2 separate regions of the Mus musculus genome follow, and region 2 is linked to region 1. A link is a loop called in an ENCODE intact Hi-C map of the cell type or tissue named here. Cell type or tissue: gastrocnemius. All regions are shown on one strand.

Region 1 (2,500 bases):
GGCTTCATTCTCCAGGAGCAGCCCTCATCTTCCCAGTGGGAGGATGTATACGGGCATCCAGAAAGGCTCAGCCACTTGTCTGTGTGGGACACACTGTTGGCCCTGCCCTGCAGCCAGGACTCCAGTGGAGCCAGCAAGGACATGGCGCAGGTGAGGATCAGCTAAATGGAGAGCCAGGGTCTCAGAAGACACAGATGTAAATGCTGTACAGGGATGAGGTGTCCCAAGAACACAGATACCTACAAGAAGCATCTGTCAGTCAAAAGTGGCTGCTCAGGGCCAGACAGGATAGTCTTTAATCCCAGCACTGGAGAGGCAGAGGCAGGTGGATTCTGTGAGTTCAAGGTCAGCCAGGGCTACTGGGTCAATCTCAAGCACGGAAGGACAAAGCAACCCAGTAAGACACACCCTCCCAGGGTTTCTGCCTTGAAAACTCAGGGGATTAAAAACTTAAAGTTTCTCACTGCTTGAGAGGCAGCGGCAGGAGAAACAAGAGTTTAAGGTTGTCCTCAGCTGTGTGATGCCAGTCTGAGCCAGATCAGACTCTGTCTCCGGGCTAAGGGATATAGTACATCTGATGGAGCTCTCACCTAGCGTGCATGAATCCCTGGGTTCCAGCCCCAGCACTGCCGAACTGGTATGCTGGTACGTGCCTGTAATCCTAACAGGAAGGTGGAAGCAGGAGCAGAAATGTAAGGTCATCCTTGACAGGACTATATCATGAGTTCAAGGCCAGCCTGAGCTACATGTTACCCCATCTCAACAAAACAAGGCCCGTCTCAAAAAAAAAAGTACATAAATACACGTTAGGAAATGGGGCTCTCACTGGCTGGAGTCTGAACTCAGTGCACTTCTTTGGAAGCCATCACTGCTTTAGCTACTGATCAGTTTATAGGCTCCCATCCTTCATAGGACAAGCCTCCTTTTCGGGATATCCCCGTGGATTTGTGGTCTCCATAATTCTGATCGCCGAGGGTAACTAGGTGCGTTATCTGTGGCCAACTCTACTTAGTAGCATCCTTGACCTTGATGTTAATTTCTTAATGTAATACCGAATCTTACCACAAGGGGGCAGTGCAGGACCATGTGCAAAATGTAGCTCTGCGGTCCAGCTACCTTTTATCTGTCTGAGCCAGCTCAGCCTGGAAGTCGGCCCAGGTACACAGTCCCTATGGCTTAGCGTTAGTTTGGGTCTTCAGAGATACAGCCTGTCCCCTAAGGGCCAGTGCAGTGGCACCTACCGCCCTGTTGATGTGCTTTCTGACCAAAAGGTACAGCAGAGGTAGCAAGATATAAGCCAGCATCTCCCACAGCTTCCCGGTCAGTAGCATCCACAGGACACGGTCCTCAGCCTCCAGGTTGATCCAGCACCAGCCCACAGACACATCCGAGGCATCATAGCCTATCTTCTTTAGAGAGACGGCTGCCACTGTGATGGCCAACGGGACACCCCAGCTGAAGAAGAATGAGAAGAGAGAGATGCCAAGGTTAGCCCATAACACCCTATAGTGTTAGCATGGGCAAAACTGACTGGGGTTCTCTCAGAAGAGGACAGTGCTCCCCAAACCAGCATCAGTGCTCCTACAAAACAAGGGAGGGCAGGAAGGGCATGGGAAAGCCTGCTCTAATTTAGAATGCCAGGACTTTAGGGCTGGGGATGTGGCTTGGTTAGAAGGGAGACAGATGGCCCTCTCTAGCACCACAGAAACTGAGCATGCTGGTAACTGCCTGTAGCTCAGCGCTTGAGAGGTGGAGACAGATAGACCACTGTGAGATCCAGGTCAACCTGGACTACACAGTGAGATGCTAGCCTGGGCTACAGAGTGAGACTCTCAAAACGCAGCTCAGTGGTCAAGATTACTGTCTGCTCTTCCAGGAGTCTAAGCACCACATGGTAACTCACAACCATCTGGGGCCGAGGGGATTTGCTGCCCACCCGTAGCGTACAATTCCCAATCCAGACCCTGGTTTCTCCCAACCCCAAGCTGCCCCAGGTTGCCAGGGGACTGAAGGAGGGTTGAAACCTCACACAAATGCTGGTATTTGCAGACTGGTACAAATGGGTAACTCCAGTTTCAGGCCATCCCCCTCTTCTGGCACAGGTGAGCAGACAGACACACAGGCAAAACACTCATACTGAAAAAGGAAATAATTTTAAAAGAAGGTGCGGCCAGATGGTTCCCGTTTCTACAAGCCCTGCATTGAGGGGTGTGGGCCCCGGTCTGCAAACATCAGCATGTACGCCAAGGCTTAAACACTCCAGTCAGTCTCAGCAACTAGGGGGAGCTTGGGGCTGAAGGATTTGGGAGAATCCAGGGTCTAGAATCCTAGGCTATGGGTAAATCCCCTTGGCCCTAAGGCCTCTTTTCTTATGTGGTGGAAGTGTAGCATGGTAAGGGTCAAAGAACACCAGGCTGGAGAGATGGCTCAGCGGTTAAGAGCACTAACTGCTCTTCCAGAGGTCCTGAGTTCAATTCCCAGCAACCACATGGTGGCTCAC
Region 2 (2,500 bases), 130 kb after region 1:
AACCACAGCCCTGAACACTGCCGAGCCCAGCCTGTGTGCAGCCAGGTAGAGGGGACTCCTCAGGAGAAACCGACCCTCAGCTGGGGGCCAGTCCCATGGGCCTGGCCTCACCCCCTCTTACCCCGTGCAAGTTGCAAGCTGCAAGCTGCAGCAGCGGAAGCTGCCTTTCAGGCTTTGGCAGTTGCCATGATCTGATTTCCTGACGTTCTCAGATTAATAGGACCTACTCGGAGAGACTGAGCACCCCCACCACTTTCCTTTTAATATTTTATCTATTCCTCCTCCCACCCCCAACCCCCGTTTGTGAACAAGCAGGTTACAACACACAACATGCCTGTTGAGGTCAGAGGACTGGGAGTCGGCTCTGTCCCGACTGCGGTTTCTGGACATTGAACTCAGATCTTCAGGTTTATGGTTTTTATCCATTGAGCCATCTGGCTGGCTCTCTTCTGTCTTTGGCTGTTGAGACAGGGTCTCATATAGTCCAGACTGGCCTCAAACTTGCTGGGAAGCTGGCATTGAACTCCTGGTTCTCCTGTCTCCTCTTTCCAAGTTCTGGGATTAGGGGTGTGTGCCACTATACCTGGCTAGGACTAAAAAACCCTTTGAAAGGCCAGTGCCTTTGTAAGAGGATACTCTTACAGCAGAGCTGGCTTGTGGAAGCAGGTTTACAACCCAGCTTGGCCACAATGGCACAGACCACCTCCTACCCTAGGCCTATTAAGGGAGGTACAGCTTCTCCCTGAGCCTTAAATGAAGCTCCCATAGCCTTGCCTAGCTGCAGAATGGCTGTTTCCCCTTTGTACCATTGGCCCCGCCTGGAACCCTGTGAAACCCAGACCCGGGGAGCATAGGCTAACATCCCAGAGCAGCCCTGGCCCTGGCCCCTGGCAAAGAACAGCTTCCTGAAGCAGCTACCGGAAAAGGTTCATCCCACTCCTGGTATGTTCCAGATCCTGGGTGGTCTAATGTCAGGGACCCAGAGGCCAGAGGATCTGGGTTCAGATTGCCACCAATTTCCTGAGAGTTTTTTTTTACCCCCCTAGGGCTCCAGGCAAACCCACCAGTTGAACAGGAAAAATAACAGACCCCACACTTAAAACCAGATGTCAGAATCTCTCCTGAGCCATTCGGAGAGACAGAAGGCGCCAGCTCATCTCTTCCCCTTCCTCCCCTGACCAGTCCTTGCTGCAGATGGGTCAGCCACCACTAAGCCACACAACACACAACTTACTTGGCACCTAAAAATATTGCCTTGTGTTTTTCCTTTAAATAGAAAGGTCCCTCAGCTCAACCCATGCCAGGCCTCCGCCTTCTGGGTTCTGGGTGGGCGCCTGGGACTTCAGCCAGACTCAGCGGCCCCCGAGTTGAGCTGCCATGGCTCAGAGATGGAGCAGGGTCGGGGGGGGGGGTGAGTTGTCATGGGCACTTGTGCCCTCTCGAGAGCTGGATGGGGTGACACAGGGTAGACTGGTGTTTGATTTGCCCAGGGTCCCAGAGCATTATGTATCCAGATGGGCCCTATTTCAAAGCCCGGGGCACCCCCATGCACAGATGAGAGACTAGCGTTCAGGATTGGGGGACCCTGTGACAATAGAAGGAGGCAAGGCATACCGATGTGCTTATAGGACCCTTGTCCAGGGATATCTGACCTCTTGAGGTGCCAGTGAGAGCCGGGAAGCCATAACTCATGAGTTATTCGCTCTGCCTGGCAGGAGAGATCTTGGGTTCAAGATTCTTAGAGGAAGGACCAATCAGGGGCCCCTGGCAGTTGGGAGCCCTCCTTAATTCTGAGCCTCAACGATGCCTTTATTTCTTTATTGGATCCAACTCCGTGGTCAGTGTTTAGTGGGAAGAACAGAAAGAGGTCCACGCAGGGCTGGTGGCACCTATGGCAGAGCACACAGTGGACCTACTAGTCTCTGAAAGATGCCCAGGTGACCGTGAGAAGGCCACCTCTGGGGACGGGGGTTGCTGATTTGCACTATAATCAGGACAATGCAGGCTGTTGCCAACTGAGTGTTTGTGTCCTTAGAGCTAGGTGATGATCCCTCTAAAAGAGGCCTGAGAGACTTTCTCCACCCTTCCACCGTGTGGGGACACAGTGACGAGAGGTTACATGTAGGAGGTTATAGCAGTCTAACAAACAGTCTATGTTAGCTGTTTTTGTCACCTTGACATAAGCCAAGAAAGTCACCCAGGAAGAGGGAACCCCAACTGAGAAAATGCCTCTGTAAGATTAGCCTATCAGTCAGTCTATAGGGACATTTTGTTGATTAATGATAGATACGGGAAAGCTCAGTCCACCGTGGGCGGTGTCACCCCTAGGCAGGTGGTTCCAGACTGTATAAGAAAGCAAGCTGAGCAAGCCATGGAGAGCAAGCCACGAAGAGACATTCCTTCATGGTATCTGCTTCAGTTCCTGCCTTGAGTTCCTGCTCTGGCTTCCCTCAGTGGTAGAGTTCAAGCCAAATAAACCCTTTCTTTCTACGTTGCTTTT

The links. Peaks named below come from ENCODE experiments on the same cell type or tissue, not always from the same donor. Only the 100,000 strongest peaks of a DNase experiment are listed, where the experiment ranks them.
Region 2: it touches region 1 in a loop (2.6-fold over the local background); 2 of 42 quality-filtered maps call a loop at or near these places.

Annotation. Positions count from the first base shown.
Region 1 is chr4:150,097,713-150,100,212 of GRCm38, reverse strand. It overlaps Gpr157 (G protein-coupled receptor 157), which reads right to left. Exons shown (of 4, transcript NM_177366.3): 2 at 1,242-1,455. Among named protein-coding and RNA genes, the nearest start is that of Gpr157, 11 kb to the right of the region's middle. In gastrocnemius, a CTCF peak has its summit at 1,068 (motif pointing right); a DNase peak (open chromatin) is centred at 1,137.
Region 2 is chr4:149,963,324-149,965,823 of GRCm38, reverse strand. No RefSeq gene overlaps it. Among named protein-coding and RNA genes, the nearest start is that of Spsb1, 9.6 kb to the right of the region's middle. In gastrocnemius, no CTCF peak of the experiment used is centred here; DNase peaks (open chromatin) are centred at 1 and 1,308; H3K27ac peaks cover 145 bases.